Linked DNA regions of Mus musculus: all the other regions are linked to region 1. The links are chromatin loops, found by intact Hi-C in ENCODE. Cell type or tissue: heart. All regions are shown on one strand.

The links. A loop is a pair of places that touch in the nucleus more often than their neighbours do. Peaks named below come from ENCODE experiments on the same cell type or tissue, not always from the same donor. Only the 100,000 strongest peaks of a DNase experiment are listed, where the experiment ranks them.
Region 2: it touches region 1 in a loop (4-fold over the local background); 3 of 42 quality-filtered maps call a loop at or near these places.
Region 3: it touches region 1 in a loop (2.4-fold over the local background); 3 of 42 quality-filtered maps call a loop at or near these places.
Region 4: it touches region 1 in a loop (4-fold over the local background); 3 of 42 quality-filtered maps call a loop at or near these places.

What each region holds. Positions count from the first base shown.
Region 1 is chr4:57,666,884-57,674,883 of GRCm38, reverse strand. All of the region lies in intron 4 of Pakap (paralemmin A kinase anchor protein), which reads right to left. Among named protein-coding and RNA genes, the nearest start is that of Gm52699, 49 kb to the right of the region's middle. In heart, CTCF peaks have their summits at 1,214, 1,421 (motif pointing left) and 3,608 (motif pointing left); DNase peaks (open chromatin) are centred at 393, 1,153, 1,413 and 3,933; H3K27ac peaks cover 2,632 bases.
Region 2 is chr4:57,365,410-57,373,409 of GRCm38, reverse strand. It overlaps the pseudogene Gm12537. Among named protein-coding and RNA genes, the nearest start is that of 1700042G15Rik, 5.1 kb to the right of the region's middle. In heart, a CTCF peak has its summit at 3,260 (motif pointing left); no DNase peak of the experiment used is centred here.
Region 3 is chr4:57,458,123-57,466,122 of GRCm38, reverse strand. It overlaps a transcript of Pakap not described here. Among named protein-coding and RNA genes, the nearest start is that of 1700042G15Rik, 98 kb to the right of the region's middle. In heart, a CTCF peak has its summit at 3,552 (motif pointing left); no DNase peak of the experiment used is centred here.
Region 4 is chr4:57,448,871-57,456,870 of GRCm38, reverse strand. It overlaps a transcript of Pakap not described here and the pseudogene Gm12539. Among named protein-coding and RNA genes, the nearest start is that of 1700042G15Rik, 89 kb to the right of the region's middle. In heart, a CTCF peak has its summit at 4,806 (motif pointing left); no DNase peak of the experiment used is centred here; H3K27ac peaks cover 389 bases.

The sequences.
Region 1 (8,000 bases):
TTATTCATCAAGCAAGAAATGCATATGGGAGAGAACCCACAGGCCAGCCTGATCAGGGCATTTCTTAATTGAGGGTCCTTCTTCCAAAATGTCAGCTTGTGTCAAGTTGACATGAAACGAGGCAGGACATGCTTTAGCTACCCAAACAAGGACAGGACAGAATTTCACAATCTTGATGCCTAGAGTAAGATCTTACGGGAGGAGAAAAATCACCGAGGCACAGATGTGTTTAGGAGTCCTGGCAGCCAATGAAGAGTGAAGGCGCAAGTGGGAATGAGAATCTCAGAAGGGGTGAACTACATCCAGCTTTCAGAACAGGAACAGGAAGTGACGGGGTGGGGGTGGGGTTAAGGGAAGGAGGTTGATCCTGAAAGGCAAGTCGTGGCGGTGGGAGCTGCAGAGAGCTCAGCAGTTAAGAGTGAGGATTCAAGTTCAGATCCAAGCACCCAAGTTAGAAGGCTCACAAACACTTGGAACTCCAGCTTCAAAGAATCCCACACCCTTTCTTGGCCTCTGTTGGCTCCTGCGCACACATGTCCACAAGCACTCACACAGACACATATATACATACATGTAAACTTTAAAAAAAAATTAAAAGAAGTGATTGGATCGACTATGTTCTAGAAAGACTGTGCGGAACCAAATGTGGTATGAGCCATAGTGGAAAACAAATAGTTTTATTTGCTGTCGTTATAATGGCATTGGTGACTTCCTAACCAAATGCTGTGCGCTACAGTGGCCCACAGGCTGGGGGGGTGGGGGGGGGGCAGAAGAGATTAAGCATCATTCAACTGTGAGACTGTGCCTAAAAATGAATGGGGTTGCCCAGTGTCTAGAATTTGTGTGTGTTCAGCAAGACCTTGGCTTTCTCCCTTCTCAGCCCACCTCCCTGTCAGACTAGTTCCTACAGCAGCTGGGCTGCCCGAGACCCACAGGGCTCCTCTTCCTGAGAAAGGGGAGGAAATTCGACAGCAGGTAGTCCTTCCTCCACTGGAGATCTAAGGTTAAGTGTGAGTCAAGGAACATCAAGCCTGTAACTTAAAAATCTCCCAAGGACTGAAATTGTCTCTACTCCACAAGTTCTCACTACAGGGACAATAAGCACCCGCTAAGATGCTTCTCAACGCCCTCATCCGGCCAGAGCAGGAAACACCTGGAGGAACAGTCTGCAAACACAGGCTTGTCTTCCAGTGATCCCAGGCACCCGACAATGAACCCTGGGAGGGCTATAGACACATCTCAGCCCAGCACTGCTGGCCTCTTTGGAGCCTCTCTGACATTTCTTTGTCAGTCTACCCCCTCACAGATACAACAGAAACATTCTATCTTTAAAATGCCAGTGAGAAGGTCCTATGGCGCTTTTTGCTGCGGCTTAGGGTTTTGAGGTAGAAGCAGCTTCGCCCTGGCTCAGGCTCATGTGTGCCCCCTAGTGGCTGGATCATGTAAAGGCTCAGGGATGGACTGGGTTTCAGTGAGGATGGCTGGTCTGCATCCTAGGCGGTCTCTTAAGTCAGCTGAGCTGACCACTATCTTACCATATTTATTATGGTGTTTTGAAACAGCTATTATGACGAAAATGCTATTCTGAGAAAGGTTTGGATTTCTGGAACTTTCAGTCCACATGTAAGATTAAGATTTCCCTTACATCAGGAACTCCCCAATGGAAACTTCCAGATGCAAAATGATTCATGTGTAGGGATCAAAGCCAGAGAATGGCACTCCTTAAGCCAAATTAGAGTTTTTGTAACACGTGAGTTCAGAGCCAAAGAAAAACAATGCCGTTTAAGATTTCTCCTGTACTGTGCAAGACATGTAGCTCAGTGGCAGAAACACTTCCCCTTTGTTTGCGAGAGCCCCACTTCCATTCCAGAACTGGAAAAATCAAAACAAAATGATTTAGCGACAGATTTAAGCTTTTAAGCAAAACCTTCTGACAGAGAGACAACCTGATAGACCATTTGAAATTCAAGAACTGGAAAGCGAGACATAGACTGAAAAGTCTTTTATTTATTTATTTTTAAAAATTTCAGACTGAAAAAACTTTTCCAGGAATGCTTGAATTTCAGTTTTGGTTTTGCAGAGTCTCGTGTAGGCTGGTGTGGCCTTGCATTCACAATGTTCTGAGGGGGCCTTGACCTTCCGATGCTCTTGTGTCCACAGACCTAGTGCTGGTATTGTAGGCATCACCACTACTCCTGACTTCTAGGTTTCAGATTTTGGGATACTTGAGCATGGGTAATGGGAGTCCTTGGAGATGGGATGGAAATCTTAGTTACATTCTACATAGGCTTCATTCACATAGCCTGACGCTAATTTTATACACTCAATATTTTAAATCATTTTGCCTATGAAACAAAGGCTCTTGGTGTGGAATTCTCCAACTGTGGTATTATAACACATGAAGCAGTTTCCAGCTTTGGAGCATTTCAGAGTTGGGATCTGGAGGATTAAGAATGCTAAAGCTATAGGGCATAGTGTGCTGAAACTGAACACACTGGTCACGCTTGAGACAGACAGACAGACAGACACACACAGACACACAGACACACACACACACACACACACACACGGGACGGGACGGGGGGAATCTGTGCAGCCTGCTTGTTTTAGGCAGAGGTGTATTAGCTGGGTTCTATTAAATAAGCGGGGTTAGGAGTTCCACTAAGTTAACGTTAAAATTTTTTTGAGGTTTATTTACTTGTAAAATTATATGTGTATAGGTGTTTTGCCTGCATGTATGTCTGTGTGCCACATTCAAGCAGTACTCTCAGAGGCCAACTGAGGATATAGGATTCCCTGGAACTGAAGTTGTACACTGTAAGTCATCATGTGAATTCTAGAAATCTAAGCCATGTTTTTTGGAAGAGCAGCCAGTGCTTATAGCTGCTAAGTCATCGCTCCAGCCCCTAATCTGACATTTAAAAATAGCTCTCTGTCCTTTCCAGACTGAAACACTGGCCAAATACCCACACCTCAGTTTCTCCATCTGTGATATGGTAGCAGTTATAGCTATGAAACTAACAATTATGAGAATAAATGAATTTGTGCTTAAAACACCAAGAATACTGTCTGCTATCGTAAAAGCCCTGTTTAAAGGTTTGTTCTTCTTGTCAATTCTAGTGCTTTAGAAATATTGACAGGTGATTTGCTAAAGGCAGCCTGCACAGCTTTACAGGACAACCCAAAACATACTGGCTAGTAAATGCACATTTACCTTCTTAATCCTGTTATTAATTATTATTAATTACAAGCTTAGTTGTAAGCTTGTGGCCTAGAAGATTCGGGAACATGTGAGGATTCTGATATTAAGCTAGAAAACATAAGTGTCTGTCAATTGAACTCTTACAGGAACACTAAAGCTTGATATTAGCTTTGAGAATGGTGAATGGCAACTGTATACCCATGTTAACATCTACATTTAAAATAGTCAAGCTGGGCTGGGGATGGATCTCAGTGGTAGAATGCTTGCCTAGCATGTAAGAGGTCCTGGGTTCAACTTTCAGAAATTCAAAGATAAAAATAAAATAAATTTTAAAACTAAAAAAAAAAAAAAATTTTTTTTTCAGATTCAATTTCTCCATTCAGGAAAGACTTGGGAGGCCATCTAGTGGTGGACAAAGCCACCCTACAAACTGAGGTGTTTGGGAAATATCTGTCACTTGCAGATTTGGTCATGTGTAGTTACTTGGGAAGACAGAGTTCATTTTATCAAATCAAAATGTTCTCAACCAGACCGCTTTATAAACTTGTCGTCTTTAGATATTGGTGCCTCCTCCCTTCTGTGGTGTGCAGAAAGCTCCAGCAGGGCCACGTGACCCGTGAGCCTGGTTTGTATCAGCAGTAACTGTGAGAGTTGCTGGCTGAGAGCCTCAGAGATTCAAGCCCTGAGAAGTAGAGTCTGGAAGCACGGGAATGATCGTTACTGAGACATGACTTTTACAGGGTACATGTGACAAACAGGAATGCAATAGGCAGCCCAAAAGGTCAGTGAACAGCACAACTCATGGCTCTGTGATCCAAAACAGACAAGCACCTCTCAACACACAAGTCCTTCCTACTACAAATGTCGCCGGTCAGTGCTGATAATGACTTTGCTCTTCATGGCCCTTCTAGCAAGCAGCAGGGTGTGCTCTGCACAGTCCCTATTACTCCATCCTGGTTAAGCATGCTTCTCCCTCCCCCACTCGCCCAGATATGTGCCCGGTACCCTATGTAAGGAACGGCTCTTTCATTTGTATATGTGGCACAGTGATCTCGGCCAAGAGTGACAACTGGTTCATGGGGTCAAACACAAGAAGTTGTCTACAAGAGTCTGAGAGCCTCTGTCATCTCAGAAACCCCAGCACCCAAAACAGAACCACACATGAAGCAGACCTGGGTATCTATGGAGACAAGTGAGAACAGCACCCATGGTTGTGTATGCTCATGTCCCTACATTCTCCTCTCTATACTGTGGAGGGGGGTCTCTATAGGCAGAGTGATTCTTCTTGAACAGCAGTGGTTCCCATTGCAACTTTGGATCTACAGTCTACCAAGGCCCAGGGCACAACTGAAGAATGTTTGAGATTTAGATTTTAGACTCAGATTGACTGTGGGCCCCTGACTGAATGTCGAAGAACTAAGTAAGTTCACAAGTAACCTTACCTTCATAAAAGACCTAACTCAAAACCAACAGTGCCTCTAAAGAAGTCAGTGATAACAGCTCACCTGGCCAAGAACTATCCACAGCTTCCTGGTGTCTCCAGCAACATTACTGCATTAGACTGATGATTTACCGCACAGCCATTGGGGACCCCAGACAGTGTCAACTGACTAACAGATGAGGGATGAGTTGGCTTTGTAATGAAAGGATGTGACTGTTCTCTGTCAAACCTCTCCCATGACTTCTCTGCCTCTGGCCAGAAAGGCACAGAATCATCATTGAATGAGCTCTCTGATGACTATGAAGAGAAAGACCGAAGGACAGCGATGGAGAGGAGGGTCCTGTGTGCTAGATGTTGCTGCTGCTTTTACAAAGTGACTAGATTAAGATTTGAATCAGCAAGTGAGATAGGCAGCGTTGACGCCCTGCTTTGCAGGAGAGTTAAGAAGCTCGCCCAAGGTCGCCAGCAGTTAGCTAGGTTAATTTAACTAGGTGTGCAGCTCTAATCCAACACAAAGGGCTACAAAATGGCCTTGCTTAGCCTTCAGGAACCTTCAAGAAGGAGGAACCTCTCATCCATGCTAGGACTCCATGAGGGAGCATCATATGCTGGGACAAAAAGAAGAAAGGATGAAGGGTGGGGGGAGGGGTAGGGAGGAAGAGGCAGGGCACAGTTGAATTGGTTGAGAGGCTTGAAGGTTCACCTTCACCACAGCAGCTCTAGGCTGCTTCCTTTTGTCTGTTGCTGCCTCTGACTCAGACACAATGACCTCAGGGTGTTTCTAGTGACCGACTTTATTTGTGTTCTGGTGGCCTGGCACAACCATTGTTACAACACTGCCATACTCCATCCTGCTAAATTCAATCTAACTGTAGCTACTTGCCCAGCTGGTTACCTGGCTGCCCTTGGAGTCTCTCCTGACCTTTGCTCCGACTGTAGCACTGAAGCACATTCCTAGCTTCACCAATGGGTTTATTCTAACTGGGAAGCTCTTAATAGTACTGCATGGTCTCTAGGATGAATTCAACCCTCCTCCACTCAGCACCCAAAGCCCCCCATGATCTTCTCCCATGATGTCTTCTTCTTGTCTTTTTCTACAGAACGCCTTCTGTGTCTAGGCCTGAGACTACCACTTTTTAAAAGGGAAGGTGGGACCTGTCAAAGGAACCATTCCATGGCCCACCACTGTCGTCATGGCAGAACTACTGTGTGATTCCCACTGTTCACACTTCTGTTTCCGTGCTTCCCTTACTCTCCAAGGAGACTCAGCATAGCCCAGAAGGTAGTGGCCTCTAAGAGAATATTGGCCCATCAGCTCTTATAGCCAGGTGACAGGGCCACAAATAGGTCTGCATACAACATCCACAGCACCCTACTGACGCTGCCCAGTAAGTTCCTTTCCAGCACTCACATGGCCACTACTTTCTAAACATACAACAACTCAAATCCAGCTCTAGAGCTGGGATCTTGCTTGGGGCTGAAAGGGACCAAAGCTTTGATGAAGTCCAGGAAAGCTCTTCATTGTCTAGTCTGGTTCCTTCTAATGCGGGTCTCAGCTCACATCCCAGTGCAGCCTTTACAGTGTATGTATGACTTCTGACCATGAAGTTTCCGTCCAAATCAAATACGTTGAACTTGACTCTTGCTGTTGTTGTTGTTGTTCATTAGTTTTGTTTCTTGTTTTTAATGGATCAATGGATCAATCAAAGATCCAGGTATTTATCATCTCATATATGATTCTAGCTTTGTGTAGTGGCTCATGCCTACAATCTCAGCCCTTGGGAAGCTGAGACAGTAGGCTAACCGTGAGTTTGAGGCCAGCTTTGATCGGATAGTGAGTTTCAGACCAGTGTGTGTTACAGCATGAGAGCCTTTCTCAGAAAAAGGTTCTGTGTGAGGAGAAAAATGCACTGTCTCAAGTCAAGGGCGAGCTCATTGTTAACACTGAATTATGGGATGTATGTGCTCAGTGAATCCCTGTTTAGTAACCTCAGTTCAAGTGTATGTCCTGAAGATTCAGGACAGCTCTGACCCAAAGTTAAGGAGCAATGCAGAGCCATCTCTCATTAAGACAGAGATTACAGGTCTCTCAAGAAATACTGCAGTTTTCATTGCTATACATTTGCCTATCTTGGCACTAGCATAAGCATTTAATTAACATTTATAGGTGAATGAATCAATCTTGCTAAGATTTAACTCAACCAACCTCCCTTGAGAGAAAAGCTTAAATCTTAAGATTCTCTAAACTTCTACCCTGAGGACAGATATGGCATCACACCTTCCACATGCATGTTCCATCTGCTAGGTGTCTAGGCAGAGGGAAAGGTCCTTACCTCTCTTCTAGCACCTAGCTCCTGGTACCCACAATGCTCAGTGAATCCTTACTTAATAACCCTAACCCAAATGAACATTACATCAACCACTTCTGAGCAATGCAGATGCTCCTGTCTCTGCTTCTAGATATGTGAAAACCAAGCCAAGACAAACATCGTCTTCTTTTAGTTCATGTCACTATTAGATATCAGTCAGAGGAATGGAGGCAGGGATGGTGACACACAGCCGTAATCTCAGCTCCCAGGAAACTGACAGGGGCCTGAACAAAGCAGGAGACAAGGGCCCAGTTTTCAACTAGAAATCTCTCTGCACGGAGAGATCTTTGCAGCATTTACACCCAAAGCACCTGGGTCTATGTTCCTTGAACTTGCCTTTCTTCCTCCCCTCTGTAAATAAACAGGAGAACTCTGAGCCAGAAAGTGTATGTGGATCTGAGAGTACAAAGATGAGTGCTCTATTCTCAGTACCTCCAAGGGAACGAGGCCAGTGGAGGAAAGAAATATCCCTTCCCATATGCCGACATAGTAAGTTCTGGGCTAAAAATGCCTCAGGGAACATTAAACTAGGCTTAAACCATGAAACCACTGGGATCCTTTCCTTGGTTTTTCAAAACAGGGTGTCTCTATGTAGCCCTGACCTGGAACTCGCTATGTAGACCAGGCTAGCCTCAAAAATCACTGAGATGCCTGCCTCTGCCTCCCAAGTGCTGGCACTAAAGTGCTCCACTGGGCCTGGCCAAAAGCAGCATCCTGAAGGATGTGCAGAAGTTAGCTGCAGCTAATGAGAGTTCCTGGAAGCAGAGGCAGCAAGTCCAAGGAACATGGCTCACAAGGAGCTGAATACCTTCAGGGAGCTGCAGGTGCTTGCTGGGTGGTCAGGAATGGGAGGTCCATGGGAGATAAGACCAAAGAATGCAGCAGAGGTCCCATCATAAATGGCTTTCTAAGCCCCACCAGGGAGTTAAGACTTCATTTCATGGCCCAAGGGAAATAAAGTGAGTGAATAGAGAGAGGGTGTAGGGGT
Region 2 (8,000 bases), 300 kb after region 1:
ATTGTCCTCTGGCCTCCACCTGCCTGCGTGCACGCTCCCACACTGCATTCACAGGCACGTACACAGACACGCACACAAACACATGTACACACAACAAGGACAGGAGGATGCTTCCAGGTTGTCGCTGAAGTTCAGAGACATGAGCGTCGACTCTGGAGCAGGGCTATGTGGGACCCGCTGTACTGCCACTCGGTGACCATGTGACACCAAGCCGGCCGCTCAGTCCGTGGACACTGATTTGTCAGTGCCCAATACAGGGCTGTGGGCCTCACCCAAGACCATGTGTGCCAAGTGTGAGCACACTCAGTAACGCTGCTGAGCATTTGTCTGTCCACCTCAAAAGCAAGGCCATGAAGTCCTGGCTAGTGGGTTGCTTTATCAGAATTTTGGGGCTTGGCTTGACTCTCTGTTATTCTGAGAGGTTTTATAAATACTCCTTCACTCTTCACTTCTCCTCAGCTTGCATCGAAACTGAACTGTGCACAGCCCACCTCCACTCCACAAGGCACACAACCACAGTAAGCATAATCCTAAGTCCACTTAAATGCAGTTCGAAGAGTGGAAATGCCTATAGAGACAGAAAGTAGATTCGTGGTTCTGGGGGGTCTGGGAGGAAGAGCGCGGACAGTGGCTGCTAATGAATATCCAGGGGTTTTGTTTGTTTTAGGGTGCAGGGTTGGGGGGTGCTGAAACATTCTGAACCCAGATTAGTTAGTAGTGGTGATTAAACAACCTTGTGAAGATGCTAATACCACTTGGCTATGCTCTCTGGAAGGTGATTTTTATAGCACGTAACTCAGTTTTAAAGGAGTATTACAGGGCCGGGGCATAGCTCAGCTGTTAAAGGCAAAAGCTCATAGCTAGATGTCAAGAGTTTGGTTTCCAGCACCCACATCAAAGCCTATCTCTCCAGCTTCTCTTTGAAGATAGCTCAGTGGTTAAGGGAAGTGGCTGTTCTTGCAGAGTACCTGGATTGGGTTCCTAGCACCCATATTGTATTTGACAACCATCTACAGCTCCGATTCCAGGAATCCAATAACGCCCTCTTCTGACATCTTTGGCACCGGGCATGCACATGATACATAGACAAACATGCAGGCACAATGTCCATACTCATGAAATAATGTTAATAAATCATTTCTAAAACAAAATTTAAGAGTATGACAAACTAGTCATGCATCGTGGTGCATGCCTTTAATCCAGAACTTGGAAGGCAGACACAGGCAGATCTCTGAATATGAGGCCAGCTTGGTCTACAGAGTGAATTTAAGGACAGCTAAGGCTACACAGACAAACTCTGTCTCAAAAAACAAAACAAAACAAAACAAAAACAAAAACAAAAAAACTAAAACCAAACAAATAAAACAAGAATATAACAAACTGGCTCTCTGCTCCTCCCTGTTCCAGAGACAGCCGCATCTTCTTGTGCAGTGCCAGCCTCGTCCCGTAGACAAAATGGTGAAGGTCGGTGTGAACGGATTTGGCCGTATTGGGCGCCTGGTCACCAGGGCTGCCATTTGCAGTGGCAAAGTGGAGATTGTTGCCATCAACGACCCCTTCATTGACCTCAACTACATGGTCTACATGTTCCAGTATGACTCCACTCACGGCAAATTCAACGGCACAGTCAAGGCCGAGAATGGGAAGCTTGTCATCAACGGGAAGCCCATCACCATCTTCCAGGAGCGAGACCCCACTAACATCAAATGGGGTGAGGCCGGTGCTGAGTATGTCGTGGAGTCTACTGGTGTCTTCACCACCATGGAGAAGGCCGGGGCCCACTTGAAGGGTGGAGCCAAAAGGGTCATCATCTCCGCCCCTTCTGCCGATGCCCCCATGTTTGTGATGGGTGTGAACCACGAGAAATATGACAACTCACTCAAGATTGTCAGCAATGCATCCTGCACCACCAACTGCTTAGCCCCCCTGGCCAAGGTCATCCATGACAATTTTGGCATTGTGGAAGGGCTCATGACCACAGTCCATGCCATCACTGCCACCCAGAAGACTGTGGATGGCCCCTCTGGAAAGCTGTGGCGTGATGGCCGTGGGGCTGCCCAGAACATCATCCCTGCATCCACTGGTGCTGCCAAGGCTGTGGGCAAGGTCATCCCAGAGCTGAACGGGAAGCTCACTGGCATGGCCTTCCGTGTTCCTACCCCCAATGTGTCCGTCGTGGATCTGACGTGCCGCCTGGAGAAACCTGCCAAGTATGATGACATCAAGAAGGTGGTGAAGCAGGCATCTGAGGGCCCACTGAAGGGCATCTTGGGCTACACTGAGGACCAGGTTGTCTCCTGCGACTTCAACAGCAACTCCCACTCTTCCACCTTCGATGCCGGGGCTGGCATTGCTCTCAATGACAACTTTGTCAAGCTCATTTCCTGGTATGACAATGAATACGGCTACAGCAACAGGGTGGTGGACCTCATGGCCTACATGGCCTCCAAGGAGTAAGAAACCCTGGACCACCCACCCCAGCAAGGACACTGAGCAAGAGAAAGGCCCTATCCCAACTCGGCCCCCAACACTGAGCATCTCCCTCACAATTTCCATCCCAGACCCCCATAATAACAGGAGGGGCCTAGGGAGCCCTCCCTACTCTCTTGAATACCATCAATAAAGTTCGCTGCACCCAAAAAAAAAAAAAAAAAAAAAAAAAAAGAATATAACAAACTGAGAATCACAGATGGCCATTTTCAAACCCAGGGGAAACTTCCAGAATGCAAGAACCACACCAAAGAGAATGGATTTGGGAAAACATGAAACATATTTCAATTTATGTTCTCCAACTTATAACTTCCAGAATATGAACATCGTATTGATGTGTCTTAAAAAATGGCTTTCCCTTAACATGAGAGCATTGTCTATGTTGTGGGACAGTTTGGGAACGAAATGAAAGAACAAACTGATGTGCCCTTTTAATATGTCCCATTAGCTAACTGATAGCACCATTACCACCATCATCATCATCACTATTATTTTTCTATCTATTCCTTTTAATAGTTTTCTTATTTGACAATTATAGTACAGAGCTGTCTAAAAACAAGTGAATGTCTCTTGTTTTGTGTGAGGATAACCTTAGAGAATTCTCTAGCGATATGGCTTGAAGGAAAGCCTGCCTTTAGAATACTGGGATGTCTTCTGTGCCTCCATGAACCGCTAGAGCGGTAAGTAACTGCGTGGGGCGGGGCGGGATAGTGGAGCTGTGCTAGGCTACGGAGCTGCAGAACTGTTTGCTCGGGGCACCCTCTTGTGGTAGCTTGGAGTAACTGCTTCTGCTCTGCCAGTACCAGACATTAACAGTTCAAGGTGTGACCCTTAGCGAGTTCCATCTTCTAACCAGAATCTGTATCTTCTCTGCTCCCTGGAGACTTGTATGTGTGCTGAGTTTGATAAATGCTGGATTAGAGTACATGGAAAACACATCATTGCTGGTGCAGAACCATTTCTTGAGGGTCTGTCCTAGGAACTGGAAACACTGCTATAGATACTCTTTATAGATAAAGAGTTGTTTATTTAAAACATTATAATAACAGCAACAGGTCTCGCGCTTTTAGGCTGTCTGCCTTAGGCCCCTTGCAGTGTGACTATCAGCTTTGCTAAAACGGGTGTTCCTGCTGTGATCCTGATATTAGTTTCCTCTTTGATGGACAGAAAGATGTCAGAGCAACCAAGAGACAACCACCTCGGGCTCATTTTTCACTGGTAATAACAGAGATCAAGAATCTAGCTCACCTCCAAGATCCCAGGACCACTGCCTGCACAGTTGTATTCATATTCTTTTATGCTGATTTTGGTTCAATGCTGGTAACTGAAGCCATTTCCATGTATCTCATTGTGTTCATTTTCTACGGTCTTCCAAAGACATGTATTCACTGTGCTGGAGAGATGGCTCAGCGGTTAAGAGCACTGACTGCTCTTCCAGAGGTCCTGAGTTCAATTCCCAGCAACCACATGGTGGCTCACAACCATCTGTAATGGGATCTGATGCCGTCTTCTGGTGTGTCTGAAGACAGTGACAGTGTACTTGTGACAGTTTGTATATCCTTAGACCAGGGAGTGGCACCATCTGGAGGTGTGGCCTGGTTGGAATAGGTGTGACCTGGTTGGAGTAGGTGTGTCACTGTGGGTGTGAGCTTAAGACCCTCACCCTAGTTGCCTGGAAGTCAGTCTTCCACAAGCAGCCTTTGGATGAAGATGTAGAACTCTCAGCTCTGCCTGTGCCATGACTGCTTGGATGCTGCCATGCTCCCACCTTGATGATAATGGACTGAACCTCCGAACCTGTAAACCAGCCCCAATTAAATGTTGTTTTTTGCAAGACTTGCCTTGGTCATGGTGTCTGTTCACGCAGTAAAACCCTAATTAATACAGAAGTTGGTACCGGGAGTGGGATATTTCTGTGATAGGCCTGACCATGCTTTTATTTGAAATAATGTGGATTTTTGGACTTTGGATTTTGGAACTCAGTGGAATGCTTTAAATGGGGCTTAATGGGTCATCCTAGTAGGAATATGGAAGACTTTGTTGCTGGGAGTAATTTCAACTGTGTTCACCTGGCCCAAGAGATTTCAAAGAAGAATTTCAGAATGTGGCATAAAGACTGTTTTTGTGGTATTTTGGTGAAGAATGTGGCTACTTTTGCCCTTGTCTGAAAAGTCTGCCTGAGCCTAAGGTGAAGAGACTCAGATGAATTGCATTGACAAAGGAAGTCTCAAAAAAGCCCAGCAGTGACTTTGTCCTCTGGTTAAGTCTTATGAAGAGAAGTTTGAACAAGCATAGCAAGCTTAGAAAGGAAAAATATAAAATATATGGTTCGAGTATTAAAGGGGTACCAGGAAGTGAAATGGAGCAAAATTCTATGTTCTAGGAGATAACAGATTAAGGGAGTGGGACTTTGGGGCAAGATCCTACCCAGCTAAATTTAGATCCAGCCAAGGTGGTACACACCTTTAATCTCAGGAGACAGGCATGCTGATCTCTGCATTCAAGGTCAATCTACAGATCAAGATCCAGGATAACCAAGCTTAGGTAGTGAAGGATTTGGAAAACAGAAAGCCAGTGACAATGTAATAGTACAAGGGGGTCATGTTCTAGTTCCTGCAAGCAGCAGAACTCAGCAGCATCAGCCATGTGGCTCTGGCTCTAGAGTTAAGAATGGAAGGAACTACTGGGACAATTGATGCTGGTTAGCTGGAGCTAAGAAACCAGCAATGATTAAGACGAGACCAGCATCACTGAGGTGAAATCTTCTGGGAATTGTTTTTTTTGGGAGTACAAAGAAGCTGTGTTCCAGAGATAGCCAAGGTTGTGCCTCGTGCTGCGGCTGGGCTTGGTAATGTGTAAAAGTCACCAGATGGTACTGGTTTTGAAAGCATGAAGGTTATGAAGAGCAGCTGAGGCTTGGCACTGTGAGAGGTCATGGAAGGCCATTGATGAAGGTGCATCCTCAGTTGTAGTTGACGGTCCAGGACTGAAGGGGTCATGCAAAGGATTTGAGGCTTGGCACCATGAAGAGAGCCTATGAGAGGCTATTGGTGAAGCCTAGTTGGAGTGGAACACCCCAGTGTATTGGAGATGTCAGTACCATGGAGTGATCACCAAGAACTGCAGCCGTAGTGAAGTGGATCAACCTGAGCTTAGAGTGCTAGAGAGGGCAGAGCTGGAAAAGTGATGTCAGCCCTTAGGAGTCCAAAAGATCAAGTGGAATCCCAGACACTGAAACAAGAAGCTGTAACATTGAAATTGCCTTGGAGACTCAAAGATGTTAAAGACGCCAGAGCCATGGGATACATGCTGAGGAAAGCTGCTAACAGGGAATGGAACCAGCCCAAGAGAAAGCAGTTTGTTGCAGTCATCAAAGATGAAAAAGGAGTGGAGATCTGAAGGCTACTTTGACATTAGCCATGGAGATGCAGAGTTTGGAGTTTGCCCTGCTGGTTTCCTGCCTTGCTTTGGGGATTACAGTTAAGTGATTGGATGAATCTCAGAAGAGATCTTGAACTTTGGACTTTTAACTTTCTTGAGACTGCTATAGACTATGAGGACTTTGAAAGTTGAACTAAATGCATTTTGTATTATGCTGTTTAAGTATGCACCACCCCCAGACTCATGTTTTTGAACAAGTCTATGGGGGCCAGGGAGTGGAATGTGATGGTTTGTATATCCGTGGGCCAGGGAGTGGCACCATCTGGAGGTATGGCCTTGTTGGAATGGGTGTGACTTGGTTGGAATGGGTGTGTCACTGTGGGTATGGGCTTAAGACCCTCACCCTGGTTGCCTGGAAGTCACTCTTCCACTAGCAGCCTTTGGATGAAGATGTAGAACTCTCAGCTCTGCCTGTGCCATGACTGCCTGGATGCTGCCATGCTCCCACCTTGATGATAATGGACTGAACCTCTGAACCTGTAAGCCAGCCCCAGTTAAATGTTGTTTTTTGTAAGACTTGCCTTGGTCATGGTGTCTGTTCACAGCAGTAAAACCCTAACTAATACAGTACCCATATAAAAATAAATAAATAAGTCTTTATAAAACAAAATGTTGTCCTCCAAGATTTTTAACAAAAATATTTCTTTTTGTACTGACTTAAAAAAATAAATAAAATATTGATTTTAGAATGAGTGAATTATATCCCAATTTTAAAAATAAAACGAAAAATAAAAACAAAGAGGGGCGTAACAAGTTGAGCATCATAGGCCACTGCTCTAAATCCAACAGAAAAAGTCCAAAGAACGTCTGGAATATCAGCACTCAGGAAACTGAAGGAAAAGTCTCAAGGGCAAAGCCAGCCTATACTACATAGAGAGCTGCTGCCTAAAGAAAGACAGGAAGATGGCTGGGGGAAGGAGAGTGTCAAGGGAGAAGTGACATGTGACTGTCCTCTGACTGTCACATGTGTCACACACACTGTATGTGTATTTATGTATATGTATACATATACATAGTGTAAAATTTTTTTAAAAATCAACCAATTTGGCTTCATAGTTCTAAAACATTTAATACAAAACTGGCAAATGTACATTTTTTTCTCAAGTTCACATGGTATATTCAGCAGCATACAACATGCTGAATGTCCCCAAAGCCTGTGCTCCAAAGACCTGGTTCCCAGAACATTTTGCTACTAAAACATTTTGGAACCTTTAAGAGACAGGGCCTGGCAGAACATTAGGCCATTGGGAGATACTGAGATCCCAGCCCCGTCTCTCTTCAAATTCTAATGTGTTGTGCTTTGATTTTCATTCAGTTTTTAAAAATATTTTATAGTTTTCCTTATTCTCCTTCCATTGGTGATTGGGTTAAAAGTATGTTGTTTCATTTCCAGGTATTTAGGGAGCTCTCAAATTTTTTTTTGTCTATTATTAGTATTGATTTCTAGCTTAATTCCATCACTGTCAAACATGATGTTCTGCAGCATTTAAATATTCTGATTAAATCGTTTGACATCTGAGATCAGCTCATCGTGAGTCAGCTTTCCACCGCTGTGACAAAATCCTGCCAGTAAACAACTTAGCAGGAGGAAAGGCTAGGAGCTTCAAAGTCTCCATCCGTGGGTCTTGGCCCTGTGGCACCACAATACATCATGACGGGAGACAAGGCAGGGGAGGCCTAGCCACTATACCACACCCAGGAGATGAAGAGAGAGACAGGGGCTGGCGAGATGGCTCAGCAGGACAAGCTCCTTGTTGCTAAGTATGATCCAAAAGTGATCCCCAGAGCCACACTGTGGAAGAAATGAACTGAAGAACTGATTCCTGCAAACTGTCCTCTGACCTACACACACACACACACACACACACACACACACACACACATACACACATACACACACACACATACACACATACACACACACCACACACACACACTACACACACACACACATACACACACACTACACACACACATACACACACACACACACACACTACACACACACATACACACATACACACACACTACACACACACATACACACATACACACACACATATACACAC
Region 3 (8,000 bases), 210 kb after region 1:
AATGTCTTAAATATTTGCACATATCTTCTGAAAGAAAAGTCCAAGCACATTAGTGTCTTTTAATTACAAATAAAACATGAGGTGTTTTTAAAAAGTCCTGGGCTTATATTATTTCATTAAATTTAAACACTAATTCTTTTATTTGGAATATAAAAATGAATTTCCCCCCAATTTTCCTCCTTCAAATATTTTTTATAAATTCATAACTATTTATTTAAAATACATATGGCCTACTGAGGATGGTTATAGCTTAGTGGTAAAACACTTATCTAGCATGTGGAAAGCCCTGGGTTCATAAAATACTTACAAATAAACGTACCATAAAATACATTTGTCTAAAAGAAACAAGCAAGGCAGGATTAGAGCAAAGCCCGCATGGAACAGGAAGTAGTCAAGGTTTTTCTATAAGATACTGCCCATGTAAATATATTTACATAATTTTAAATATTAAATATTCTTACCAATCCCTTACATGAAGGAACTTGTTATGTGCCCTAGAATTCTGATTAGAGTCCCAAGGGACCATACTTTGAAGTCAGTCTGCATGCCCAACATAAAGGGACAGCAATTCTGCCCCACCCATTGTTCAGCAAACATGTTTATTAGTTTCCAGGATCTTTTCTCATTCTTGCCACAGATCAACAAAATGCCTCATTGACTAAAAAAAGTTACAATATATAATTGAAAGTTACGAGTCAAAGAAAAAGTAATTAACGCTGCTGTGGTTTGTATATGAAGTGTCCCCCAGTGTTGAAAGATTCCAGTGTTGAAAGCTGGATTCCCAAGTGACAGGTTTAGGGGCAGTGAATAGATCGTGAACCTTCAGAAGCTGATGTCCTGGGGAAACTAATGAACAGCATTAATAATCTAAGGCTAATAAAATAGAAAACAATAACATATGAAGACTAAAACACAAGCTATCCCTGTAGATCCTTAAAGCATTAAAAAGATAAAGGGCTATCATAAGAAACTTTGTCAGTTAACATAACAACCTAAATTATGTGGAAATTTTCCTTCGAAAAAGTGATTTGCTCACCCTAGCACAAAATCAGAATACGTAGCATTGAAAATCTTTTATCAATCAAGGCAATCTGGACCATGTCACTAGTGAGCTCTGCTGAGCATTTTGTCAGAAACCATGATGCCCTCTCTTAAACCCTCCAGGAAATAGGGAGCACTCACACTTCTACCTGAGAGCACTGAGACCATCATTGCTCTCTCACCAAAGCCTGATAAGAGTATTTCAAAAACAACCCATCACAGACCACCTCTCTCGTGAGCATAATCAAAAACATAACTCAACAACCTATTAGTACAGAAGACCATATTGTAAGGTCTAGAAAAATACATTTAACAGATGTAATACTTACTTGAAATTTATAAAAACAAAAACCCCCATCAGCAAACATAACAAGAAGAAAACATCTTGAATTTGAGCCTTTTTAAAGACATCTATGTGTGGCAGGATATTTAATCACATTGTGAACCCTGACATCATGAAATGGAAAAAGCTATTTCTTGTTGTAGTGTGGCTCAGCCCTAGCACACACCTTTAACCCAAGTGCTTTCTGGAAATGAGAGCTAGATAAAGTCAACAATATGTCAAGACATGGAGAAAGCAGCCACGTGGCAGGAGTGAACATAAGGAAACCCAGGAAGGAGAAAGGAGGGACTTTGAGTTGAAGGGTATGTCAGACAGTGTGGAGAAGGAGAAAGAGCCTTTTCCTTCTGGGACATTGGTGGAGTAAGAAGGTCAGCTGGGTGCTTTCTCTGCCTCTCTGAGCTAGCAGGCTTTCACCATAGCTTCTGGCTCTGGGGTCTTCATTTGGTAAATTAAATGGTTGGGATTTTGTTTTGAAAACAACATTTATGAGAGATGGAAAGGTGGATCAGCACTTAAGAGTACATATTGCTCTTGTGGAGGATCTAAGCTCAGTTCCTAGCACCCCACAGAATGGCTCACAATTGCCCAACTCCAGCTCCAGGAGACAGATACCTTTTTGCCTTCTTGGGCACCTGCATTCACACATGTGCATACCCACATGTAGACACATACGCATACATACAATTAAAAATTAAAATAAATCTTTTTAAATAAAGTCTGTTAAAATATCTACAACTAAAATCATACTATGGTACAAAGCAAAAATCCTGTAGCCCCCAAATGTATACCTATGTATAAGCTTACATTGTAGCTGGGTTTTTTTTTTCCTTCAGTAATAAATTGGTTCTCATCTGGAACCAGGCAACCCCTTGTATATGCTATTCTACTTCAAAGATTGTTAAACCTGGGCATGAAAACCAGCAGAGATAGAAACACACAGAATATCAAGAAGGGCCCCAAGCTACGACCTACAACATCAAGGTATATCCCTCAGATCCAATGAGGATGGATTGTGGTGAGACCTGGTCTTACTACTGTGGACACAGAGACATCAACAAAAGGAAAGTAGCCATTGCATATAATGCCTTCACTTGAAATCATAGCATTCTTAAGATGGCTTCAGATCCTAAAACCACCATCCCACACAACACATCTCCTTGAAAATGTTGCTTGACCCAACAATTCTCCCGCAGACAAAATTAAAGAGACGAGATAGTGGAGAGACACGGCTCACCTGCAGAGTACCAGCACAGCATGCTCAAGGCCCCAGGCGGAAGTTCCACAGGTCTCTCTTTCATATGTTCCACCTTTTTCCCAAACCACTATCCCTACATTACTCATCTCAATCATATATAATTAGTCTTCTACTGTAGTCTACCTAAAAGTCTGGATTTTGACTGGTCTCTTAATGACAACATCCTATCTCCGATGACATAAAGCAAGATGTTCCCTTTTGAATGAGGCTGTTGTGAACCTTCCTACTATATAGCAAACCAAATTGTCCTCTATAAACCAATGCCAGCCTTATAAACAGATTAGAAGTGAGTCACTGGCTTGTCTCTTTAAAGATTTTTTTAAAGATTTATTTATTATTATATGTAAGTACACTGTAGCTGTCTTCAGACACACCAAAAGAGGGTGGCAGATCTCATTACGGATGGTTGTGAGCCACCATGTGGTTGCTGGGATTTGAACTCAGGACCTTTGGAAGAGCAATCGGCGCTCTTAACCAGTGAGCCATCTCACCAGCCCCCTCTTTAAAGATTGTTAAACAGATATGTGATTCGGTTACTTAAAAAGAAAGCCATCACTTTAAGAACCAAACAGAAAAAGAGCCCTAATGACTCTACACGTGTTACCTCATTCCCTTATATTTTGCAGCTAATTTATTCTAAACCATGACTGTCTTATTTCAGGTGTTTAAAATGTTTTAGTTAGTTGGTTAGTTGGTCAGTTGGCTGATTTTCTAGTTAGTTGGTTTTCTTGAGATTAAAAACTCACTGTACCAAACCCTCTGAGGTAGAATTTTGGGCCTGGATCATCCATGTTTTCCTGTAGTAGACAAAATCCTAAAGCATTCCTTCAGTTATTGAACCCTCATGAACCCTCAGATCACGTCTCATGCCAGTAGAATGGAACTCCAGTTCCAGGGGGATCTCATGCCCTCTTCTGGCTTCTGAGGGAACTGCACATACATGGTACACAGACAAAACACCCACAAACATAAAATAAAAATAAATAAATGTTTTGACGAAAGGATGGACCATCTAGTGATTGCCATATGCAGGGATCCATCCCATAATCAGCTTCCAAATGCTGACACCATTGCATACACTAGCAAGATTTCGCTGAAAGGACCCAGATATAGCTCTCTCTTGTGAGACTATGCCAGGGCCTAGCAAACACAGAAGTGGATAATCACAGTCAGCTATTGGATGGGTCACACGGCCCCCAATGGAGGAGCTAGAGAAATTACCCAAGGAGCTAAAGGGAACTGCAATCCTATAGGTGGAACAACAATATGAACTAACCAGTACCCGGGAGCTCTTGTCTTTAGCTGCATATGTATCAAAAGATGGCCTAGTCGGCCATCACTGCAAAGAGAGGCCCATTGGACTTGCAAACTTTATATGCCCCAGTACAGGGGAACGCCAGGGCCAAAAAGTGGGAGTGGGTGGGTAGGGGGTTGGGGGGGTGGGTATGGGGGACCTTTGGGATAGCATTGAAAATGTAAATGAGGAAAATACCTAATTAAAAAAAAACTGGGGAGAGAAGTGAAATTGGCTGCAATCATCTACTGTGGAAGAAGTGTGTGTGTGTGTGTGTGTGTGTGTGTGTGTGTGTGTGTGATCTCATCTCTGCATTCAAGGCAGAAAAAGAATTATATTCTTATAGAGTATTTCATTCCTTCACCTGAGCCTGTATCTTTCTCTTCCATAAAACACACATACACACAAATTGAACGCTATTTTTACAAGTTGAGGTCATCATCTAAACCACAATCTATAAACATGTGATCTCAAACCCACACATAAGTGTTAGTCTTCTACCTTCATCAAGGAGACCACTGTAGAAAACCACAGCCAATCAAAATGTGACACTATAGAACCCAGTTCTAAAGTATGTACCTACAAAACACTCTGCACCTAAAGGTCAGGCGACATTGCAGAAGAGGGACAGCAAGATAGTAAGAGCCTGATGATCAGTTTGCTGTGAGATTGTGACTCCTAATAAAAGTCTCACCAATATGAGTACCCAAACATAAGCTGTATAAGGATGGCACCAACAGACTTGCCAAAGTGAACAGGGAAAGGCCCATGAGGCCTTAATCATACATAAAGAATTACAGGCAACTAAGGAAAGTGGGAGAGGTGGCCTTTCCCAGGGAAGAGCACACCAATTGATTGTCTGGTGCCAAAAGATTAGCCCTGAAACATACATATAAGTATGTATGTCTTAGTTAGGGTTTCTATTGCTGTGAAGAGACACCATGAGCATGGTAGCTCTTATAAAAAGAAACATTTAATTGGGACTGTCTTATAGTTTCAGAGGTCCAGTTCATTATCATCATGGCAGGAAACATGGCAGCATGTGGGCAGACATGATGCTGGAGATGGAGCTGAGAGTTCTACACCTGAATCCACAGGCAGCAGGAAGAAAGAGTAACACTAGGCCTGCCTTAAGCTTCTGAGACCTCAAAGCCCGCCCCCACAGTGACACACTTCCTCCAATGAGGCCAGACCTACTCCACAAGGCCACACCTCCTAAAAGTGTCACTCCCTGTGTGCCAATCATTCAAACATGTGAATCTATGGGGGCCATTCCTATTCTAACCACCACAAGTAATATTGTATTTAGGAGTATATGTATGTAAGATGCAGACATAGCAACTAGTGAAAACAAAGAGATTATAAATTCAAAGGAGAGGCATATGAGAGGATTTAGAGGGAGGGAAAGGAAGGAAGAAATGTAATTAAGTTGTAATCTCAAAAATAAAATGAAAAATAAAGACCTCTAATATTCTTTAAAAGATACGTTGGGGTTGGGGTAGTGGGGATGCAAAGATCTCTCAGTGGTTAAGAGCCCTCGCTGCTCTTCTAGAGCACCTGAGTTTGGTTTCCAGCATCCGTGTCAAGCAGGTCACAACCACCTGCAATTTCAGCTCCATAGAATCCTACACCCTCTCTGGCTGATGCATATGCATATGCCACACATACGGCATATACTCACTCAAAGAAGTATGCATGAAATAAATCTCTAACAATAAATAAACAGGGGCTTAAGGTGTGGTTCAGTGGTTGCAGAGAAGAAGGGTTCAGCCCCCAGCACACATATCAGGCAGCTCAAAAGTGCCCGCAACTCCAGTTCTAGAGAATCAGATGCCTTCCTCTGGACTCCATTTCCTCCGCTGGACACACATAGTACACAACATACAGACAATTGGGCGTGCCTACACACGTACATACACACACATGCAAATCACACTAAATTAAAAGATAATTTGGGTTGGGGATAAATCTCAGTAGTCAGATGTTTGCCTAGTATTTAAGAGGCCCTAAATTCAATATCCAGCACTACAAAATAATAACCATGAAAGAAAATATAAAGTAGTTTGCTGAAATCTATAACTCAAGAAGCTACTGGAAACAACTGAAAAATAAAGCCATTTTCCTAAAACATCTTCACTTAAGGGCATTTATTTTATGTATATTAATGTGTAATTGTTTGCTTTAATGTGAGCATTTTATCTGCATTTTATACAAAAAGGGCTTTTTTATTGTTAGTCTTGAAGTTGCTAAGTAGCCCAGGACAGCCTCACACTCTCCATCCTTCCAACTCAGGCTTCCAAATGCTGGAATGGTAGGATGCAGTACTAGTCCTGTAAAGTGTTTCTTAATGGAACAACATATTTTTCATCAGAAATAAAGTATGTGTGAGTAATAATCATGGATTACGCAGTCTTGCTTAAAGCGGATTCACATCTTTGCCAAGTGTTAAATATTTAAAGTCGTATCGCTTATGTAATGGAGTACTATTCATCAAACAAAGGAAGTTCTGGGACATCCCTCGGCTTCAGGATCATTATGACAAGAAGAAGCCAGCCACAAGCCATCAGACGGTTTCATTGTTTGATAGGAAACACACTAAGTCAAGAAATACAAAGGGATAAAAACAGATTTAGTGGCTGTTGAGGGCTGGGAAATTGGAGGGGTGAGAGGAAGGAGTGCGGGTACTTTAGGGTAGTTGAAGTATTCATTATTGACAGCACTGAATGTGTAGCTTTTTAAAATTTCATTTTAATTTTAATTTATTTTTTACACTTCATATTCCATTCCCCACCCCACCCCCAACCACCCTCCAACTGCTCCACATCACACACCTCCTCCCCACCCCACCCCATCGCCACTTGGATGCCTCCACCCACCCCCCCACCCCACCTGACCTCTAAACTCCCTGGGTCCTCCAGTCTCTTGAGGGTTAGGTGCATCATCTCTGAATGAACACAGACCCAGAAGTCCTCTGCTGTGTATGTGTTGGGGGCCTCATATCAGCTGGTGTGTGCTGTTTGGTGGTCCAGTGTTTGAGAGATCTCAGGGGTCCAATTGAGATTGCTGGTCCTCCTACAGGATTGTCCTCCACAGCTTCTTCCAGTCTTCCCTAATTCAACAACAGGGGTCAGCTGCTTCTGTCCATTGCTGGGTGCAAATATCTGCATCTGACTCTTTCAGCTGCTTATTGGGTCTTTCAGAAGGAAAGACCCAATAAAGTGCATATTCTCACTCATGTATGGAAGGTGAAAACACTTGACCAGATGGAAGTAAAGATTAGAATAGGTGGGGGAGGGTCAGTAAGAAAGGGAGGTCAGAAGAGTCGGTGAGCTGTTCTAAATTTCAGTCAGGGACAAGCCCTGAGCCCATGGTTCTCAGCACAGTAAGGTGACAATAGTTTAAATAGTTTAAATAGTTTCTTATGGCTAGGTGGGAATAATGGTGTATAGTTGTAATTCCAGCACTAGGAGTCTGGGACAGAAAGACAGGGAACTCCGAGCTAGCTTGAGTTATCTAGCAAGTTTCCAGCCAGCCTGAACCACGTAGCAAAACAATGTCTCAAGAAGATTATTATGTTTCAAAATATCTAAAAGAGGGAACTTTGTCCCTACTAAAAGAAATGACAAATGTCTTGGGTGTTCAATGGGTTAATTACCTATCTTGATTTAGTCACTATAAAATGTCACAGTCCCCCAGAAACATGTACAGATATTACATACTAATGTAATATAGATGTGTACACTTATTACATACTAGTGTATGTAGATAGAAACCGGTCTATTTACTCTGGTTTATTCTACTCTCTGAAACAATCCTTCCTTCTCATGCTAAAGACCCGGTTATATCATTTTTTAACACATTTAGGACATAAAACGTGTTTGGATGTGGATAGAGTGCTGAGTCAGATCAAACATCAACACCTTTTTGATTAGTGTCTCTTGTCCACTGGGAAGACCTTTTCCCTTGTCCATTATCAGAGTCAACCTCTCACAGAAATTCACAGAGTTAAGCATTAACCTATAAGATGTAATAAGTTATTTTTTCCTACATAAATGTCTTACACATTT
Region 4 (8,000 bases), 220 kb after region 1:
TATTGGACATTTTCTTTATTTATATTATTACTGGATATTTTCTTTATTTACATTTCAAATGTTTTCACCTTTCCAGGTCTCCCCTTTGGAAACCCCTTATCCCATCCCCTCTCCCCCTGCCTCTATAAGGGTGCTCCCCCACCAACCCACTCCTGTCCTTCCACCCTGGCATTTCCCTACACTGAGGTATTGAACACCCTCAAGCCCAAGGGCTTCTCCTCCCACTGATGTTCAACAAGGCCACCCTCTGCCACATATGTGGCCAGCACCATGAGTCACTCATGTGTATTCTTTGGTTGGTGATCCATTTCCTGGGAGCTCGGGGGCGGGGTGTGGCCTGTTGACACCGTTGCTCCCCCCATGGGGCTGAAAACCCCCTCAACTCCTTCAGTCCCTTCTCCAACTCCTCCATTGGGGACCCTTGAGCTCAGTCCAATGGTTGTCTGTGAGCATCCACCTCTGTATATGTCAGGCTCTGGCAGATCCTCTCAGGAGACAACTGTATCTTGCTTCCATCAGAAAGTATTTCCCAGCATCCACAATAATGTCTGGGTTTGGTGACTGTGTATGGGATGGATCCTCAGATGGAGCAGTCTCCGGATGGCCTTTCCTTCAGTCTCTGCTCCACGTTTTGTCTCCATATTTCCTCCTGTGACTATTTTGTTCACCCTTCTAAAAAGCATTGAAGCATCCACATTATGGTCTTCATTCTTCTTAGGCTTCATACCCAAATAGCACCAAGAGAGAGCTGGCCTCCCGGGAGTGCAGATAACAGGTCCAATCTTTAATGGTTCCTCAGAAACTAGAAGCCAAGCTTCTCCAGATAAAGGAGCGACACCAGGAAGAGAAGAGGTTCCTGGAAAGCACGGATCCCTTTAACGGTGAACTTAAAAGGTTATACGGTCGAAGATGAGAGTAAACATGGCGAAAATTGCAGCTGATATTGCATGGGCGGAGGAACAGGCCTGCAGAAGGCGGGAGGAGAAGGGGAAAGGAGGCAGCAGAGCAAGCTGAGTGCAGTCAGAGCATCATCCCCGGGAAAGAGCAAGCGGAAAACAAAGCTGAGGAGGAGAAGGACAAAGTGCACAGCCGATGGATGGAGACAAAGAAGACACGCCTTGAAGAGACAGCTGAGAGCCAACAGAATGGGGAAGGCAGTCTACTCCTGAGGACAAGGAGAGGGGGTAGAGGGGTGATTGACAGCTCAGAGGGAGAGGGCCCAGTGATGGTAATACTGGCTCAGAGAGCAGCAACGTGACATAGGGGAGCCGCCCATAGACCCCATGCCAGAAGACAAGAAAAAGAAATAAGTGTGGCCTTATTTTATGTGTCCTAGAACTTTTTTAAATGGGAAAAGGGGGGATATTTTTGATGTTTTTTAAAAAGGTATTTAGGGGAGCCTCTTTTATGGAAATGGATATAAGGATAAAGGTCAAACTTATTGAATAGAAAAGATTAATTTTTTTATTAATCAGTTTGAATCTTATCTCTGTCTCTACATCGCTTAGACTGCCATCATTTAGAATAGCGAAAGGATCTCAATTGCCATGGAGACTCCCTAATTTAATTCCTTAATCTTCTTGAACATCATTCAGAGGACCAAGCCCTTCCCAGACATTAGCATCTGGGTGTCCATTAAGTGACTCAAACTTTCTTATTCTAAGCCCTACGTGCTTCTCCCTCCCAAGCCTAGTTCTTCTTTTAGTAAATAGCATTTTATTTGCCTACAGATTAAGCCAAAATGCCTTGGCCCCATTTATGAGACCTCTTCTACTATCATCAGAACCTGCCAAGGCCACCCCAAAACTACTCTACAATCTAGTTTTAGTTAGAGTTTCTATAGTTGTGATGAAACACCATGCCAAGCAACTTGGGAAGAATGGGCTTACTTGTCTTATAGTTCCATGTTTTAGTCCACTATTGAAGGAAGCTAGGACAGGAACTGGAAGGCAGGAGCTGAGGCAGAGGCTATGGAGATGCTCTGCTTACTGGCTTGCTCACTCTGGCTAGCTCAGCTTGCTGTCTTATAGAACCCAGAACCACCAGTGCAGGGATGGTCCCACCCACAACGGACTGGTCCCTCCCACATCAATCACTGATTAATAAAATGCCTTAAAGGCTTGCCTACAGCCCCATCTTATGGAAGCATTCTTTTTTGGAGAGGCATCTTTTTTTAACTTTTTGACTCTGTGAGTTTCACATCATGTAAGCGAATCCCACTCATCTTCCCATCCCTTCATATCTGCCCTCCATTTTTGCAACCTCCTCCTCAATCCCCAAAAAGGAAATAAAGAAGATTTTTTTTTAAAATCTTGTTATGGAAGCTGTAGTGTCTCACACAGCATACTCTTTTGTCTACACATCTTTACTTGCAAATGTTCATTGTAATGAGTCTGGTTCAAGGCTCTGGTTTCTGCTACTCTATCAATACTGGATCCTCTCTGGGACTCCTCTAAAATATTCTGTTGTTGCCTTGTGTCATGGGAATCCTGCATTTTTGTATCTGCAGGACTGATCCCTTCATATTCTCCAGCACTTCATAGATTGGGTAGCTGTTGGGGTGGGCCAACTCAAAGCCCCGGATCTAGACCTGGGTGGTAGCTGAGTTCACCAGCCTGCCAGATCTCCTGCATCCACATCACCAGTGTTTTTTCCTGAACTGACCAGGCTAGCTCACCTGATGCCTCAGCCTGCAAGGGGCAGGGCTAGCTCTCCCTCAGGGCTGGCCTCCTCTCACCCATGTCAACAGGGCCAGCTCTACTGCACTGCCCAGTGGCAGGGCAGGCTGCTCCCTCAAGTGCTGCAGCCAGAGGGGCAAGGAAGGGAGATGATCTCTCCCTCACCCATGCCTCCACACAACAGAGGAATTGCAGGGCCAACTCTCCTGTGCTCATATCCCCAGGGCCAGCTCACCCTGCCCCCAACACCAGGGTCAGCTCGACTGTGCCACCCAGGCAAGGTGCATGGCCTGCTCTCTTGAACGATGTATGGAAGCATTTTTAAATGACATTCCCTCCTCTAAATGACTTCAGCTTATGTCAAGTTGACATACACTAAGCAGCACAGCACACAAGCACATCACTGTTGAGCCACAACCTTTCTTGTCCCATTCACCCCCAAGATCACACGTTACTACGAACATTACAATATAAAACATTTCAAGCTTTAAAAATCCCAATCTTTAAAATTTCATACAAAAAGGTCGAAGTCTCCTTTTTTCTTTTTTCTTTTTTCTTTTTTTTTTTTTTTTTTTTTTTGGTTTTGGTTTTGGTTTTTCGAGACAGGGTTTCTCTGTGCAGCCCTGGCTATTCTGGAACTCACTCTGTAGACCAGGCTGGCCTCGAACTCAGAAATCCGCCTGCCTCTGCCTTCCAAGTGCTGGGATTAAAGGTGTGAGCCACCACACCCGGCAAGGTTGAAGTCTCTTAAAATACCCAAATTCTGTTTTGAAATCCAAAGAATTTGTAAAATTCCAAAATTTCTTTAAAAGTTAAAAATCTCTCAACTATGGGCTGCTGTAAAATAATAAGTATCTTAAATGCTTTCTTACTCCAAAGAGGAAGAACCAGGAGGGCAGCTACAACCTCAACAAAGCAAAACCAAACTCCAACTGTGTAAATAACAAAATGTCTAATGGGCTCAGGTCACTTCTCTGGCTCTACAGCACACACAGCTTGTCTTCTGAGCTCAGGCCGGCTCCACTCCACCGCTGCAGCTCTTCTTGATGATCATCCTATGGTATTGGCATCTCCAAATGCTGGGGTCTTCCGCTGCAATTGGGTTTCACCAATTCCGCTGCAATTGGGTTTCACCAATAACCTCTCCTGGGCTTGCTTCATGGTGCCAAGCCTTAGCTGCTCTCCGTGACCCCTCTATGCCTTCACCAACAATACCGCCTGGTTGAGTCTTGCACATTACAAAGTTCAGCTGCCAGCATGAAGGCCAACCTTGGCTGTGTCTGAGACAAAGCTTATCATCTTAATGATGTTGGTCTCTTACTCAGAGCTGAGTCTTCAGCCCCAGCTCATCCATATCCATTGTCCCAGCAAACCACGGGTTTGTGTTTCTGGTATCTTGTTAACCACAGCAGATTCTTCAGCCCCAGCTAACCAGAACTACAGAGTCTTCAGGCAAATGACCTGGTAGAGTCTTTGCATTCCTCTGCAACCTCACAAGCCAGGCCTCCATGTTCGGCACGGCTCTCAACAGTCTTACCATCCAAGCTCCTACAGAATAGCCCAGAGCTCTCAACACTCAATGGCTTTTCTAGCCCAAAGTTCCAAAGTCCTTCCACAACCCTCCAAAACAACATAGTCAGGCCTATCACAGCAACTTCCCATGATTCTGATACCAATTTCTGTTTCTTTTAGGGTTGCTACTGTGGTGATGAAACACCATGGACAAAGCAATCTGAGGCAGGAAAGGGTTTACTTAGCTTACGCTTCCACATCTTAGTCCATCATTAAAGGAAGTCAGGGCAGAGACTCAAGCAGGGAAGGGACCTAGAGGCCTGGGAGGAGTGCTGCTTCCTGGCTTGTCCTCCTGGCTTGCTCAGCCTGCTTTCTTATAGAACCAAGACCATCAGCCCAGAGGTAGTACCACCTTCCTCCCCTGGGCCCTCCTCCATCAGTCACTAATTAAGAAAATGCCCTACAGGCTTGCCTACAGCCCAATCTTATGAAGGCATTTTCTCACATGAAAGTCCCTTCCTTTGAGATTACTTTAGCTTGTAGCGTAAAACTAGCCAGCACAAAGCTCAGTCTTTTATGACAGTCCAAGTGTGACCCTTTGCGGTGACCTCTACTGCCACCTCCTGGTTGCCAGATAGTGTCACTTATATTCTGACTTCCTGAGACCCACAGAAAATTGCTGGTGAACAGGCTGAGCTCTGCATCTAGAATTAGTCCTGTTCATGGGCGACTCCAAACTGTCAGTCCCCTGCCCCCCATCCCAGTCCCCTAAAATCTATTTGGTGCACTAACTCCCCTGATAGGTCAACTTCCCTCTCCCTCTTTCTGCCCATTTCTTCCTACTTGGATTCACTTACTCCTCCCAAGACCCTTGGTTGATCACAAAGACACACACACACACACACACACACACATACACACACGCACACCATGCTAAGCCACTGGCTAATTTTTCACAAGCAACAAACACTTTCTTCTCAACTCAGAGATGCAATGGTTTAGAAAACACGAGCATTCTCCTTTCCTCAAGAAAAAAAAAAAGTGGGAGAAGGAATAAAGAAATCTATCATAGTATTTCACAGCCCAGATGAAAGGCCCCAGCTAGTGGGTAAAGCAGGGAAGAGTCAAGAATTTCGAATGACAAATGTCTGAGTTTTTTCCTAAAGCTGAAGTCGTCTCAGAGTGTTGGAAAAAAAAACTGTGTGAGTGGTGGGCTGTTGCGCGCGCCCAACAGGCCAGGAAGAACGACGCTGCTACAGGATCCTTCTGCACACATTTATTCAGTCCTGTTTCTTCTTTCTCCATATATCTCCCTTGTTTATATCTTCCTTGTTTATATCTCCCTTGTTTTTATATCTCCCTTGTTTTTATATCTCCCCTGTTTATATCTCCCTTGTTTTTATATCTCCCTTGTTTTTATATCTCCCTTGTTTTTATATCTCCCTTGTTTATATCTCCCTTGTTTTTATATCTCCCTTGTTTATATATCTCCCCTGTTTATATCTCCCCTGTTTATATCTCCCTTGTTTATATATCTCCCTTGTTTTTATATCTCCCTTGTTTTTATATCTCCCTTGTTTATATATCTCCCTTGTTTTTATATCTCCCCCGAACCCTGGGCCTCTCACTCTTTTATACTCTCAGTTCCCATCCACGCACAGCAGGCCACGCCACCTCACCAGGCACGCAGCTTCAGCTAATCAGGGCAGCAGGGGCAAATCTCCACCAAATTGGATTCACCTGTATCCTGGTACACCTGCGCAGCACTCAAGATGTTTGTGTCTTATATGAGGAAGTCAGGTGCAAGTCATATGACTTAGCTGCAGTCCCTGGCGCCTTTGGGACTGCCGCCACACCCGCTCCCCACAATTCCCCCTTTTTTCTTTTTTGGCAGAGAGAATGTCTGTAGAAAGCCCCCCGCAGCCATGCCCCTTACCCGTCCTTGGGTGACAAACAGCATTGGTTTGATCCCTGTCTTAGGTTGGTGACATGCCCAGGGAGTCTTATCACTGACTACCTCTCAATCATGCCAAGCCACTCCTGGGGAGATTGTGTTTTGCTTGCAGCAGGTGCATCAAAAGGCCAGGATGTTACTTAACCTATGGCCAGATCTTAATTGCTGCAAGCAAGCCTCATGGGTGAAGGTAGAGGTCTGATCCCCAGTGTGCAAGCATAGGGGCCCTACACAAAACCATCCCTTAGGCTCATCACCCAGAGAGGTCTTGGCCAGCTCCTGTGTCGTTTTTCCTGGGGGAAGGGAACTAGGACACTGAACCTTCATGCAATCAGACGTGCCTTCCACAGGATGCCAACAGCAAGCTATCCTCTGTGCAGTGCTTAGCCTCGCAACCCATGGCATAACGCAGCATAATTTCTTTTAGAGCGGCAAACCGAATCTGAGGAGATTGTCCCGCCTCCACTGCAGCAAAAGCCTACGCTACCATGGCGAAAGTGCGGACCCGCACACTCTGCACCTAACACATGTGCCAAACACAAAACACACACACACTATAACAAGCATACATCCCAGGGCTCTCATCCCTGCTCATCTTCCCTGAAGCAAGGGATAGATAGCCAGAGGGGCTATCTCTTTAAGGGAAATTCAGGGATCAAAAAGCGTGGAAAAATTTGAATGTCATGTCGAGCTGGTATTGGCGCTTCTGGAACACCGAAAGGATCTCTCATCTCGGCTCCATCCTTTGTGCTTGTGGGATCATCCACCACATCCACAGGGGCAACTGGATCAGGAGCCTCATTCTTGTAGCGTCTCACCAATCTCTCCGGCACCCAAAGAGGTTCCGTCTGGTCCATGAACTTACCCTGCCGGCAACCACTGACTGCTGAAAGTTCTGAACTCGGTGGGGGAGTCGGTTCCCCGTACAGGCCACCAATTGTCGCGTCCGCTCTCGACCAGCAAGAACGATGCGACCACCAGTCCTTCTAACAGCAGTTTATTCAGTCTTCATCTCTCTTCTTTCTCTTCATCAGTACCTTTCCCCAGCTGAAGAGTTCTGAATCCACGCCGGATCCTTCTCAACAGTCTGTTTTATGGGAACCTTTATTAACCCCTTCTTCCCTGTGATGCAGTTCTGAATCCTCCCTGTAGCAGGGGGTCTTCGCTCGTGACTGAAGATGTTTCTTTTCCCGGGTTTCCTCGTCCCAGGTCTTCTTGTCCCAGGTCTTCTCGTCTCATCCCGGGTCTCAGCACCAACTCTTGCGCGCGCCCAACAGGCCAGGAAGAACGACGCTGCTACAGGATCCTTCTGCACACATTTATTCAGTCCTGTTTCTTCTTTCTCCATATATCTCCCTTGTTTATATCTTCCTTGTTTATATCTCCCTTGTTTTTATATCTCCCTTGTTTTTATATCTCCCCTGTTTATATCTCCCTTGTTTTTATATCTCCCTTGTTTTTATATCTCCCTTGTTTTTATATCTCCCTTGTTTATATCTCCCTTGTTTTTATATCTCCCTTGTTTATATATCTCCCCTGTTTATATCTCCCCTGTTTATATCTCCCTTGTTTATATATCTCCCTTGTTTTTATATCTCCCTTGTTTATATATCTCCCTTGTTTTTATATCTCCCCCGAACCCTGGGCCTCTCACTCTTTTATACTCTCAGTTCCCATCCACGCACAGCAGGCCACGCCACCTCACCAGGCACGCAGCTTCAGCTAATCAGGGCAGCAGGGGCAAATCTCCACCAAATTGGATTCACCTGTATCCTGGTACACCTGCGCAGCACTCAAGATGTTTGTGTCTTATATGAGGAAGTCAGGTGCAAGTCATATGACTTAGCTGCAGTCCC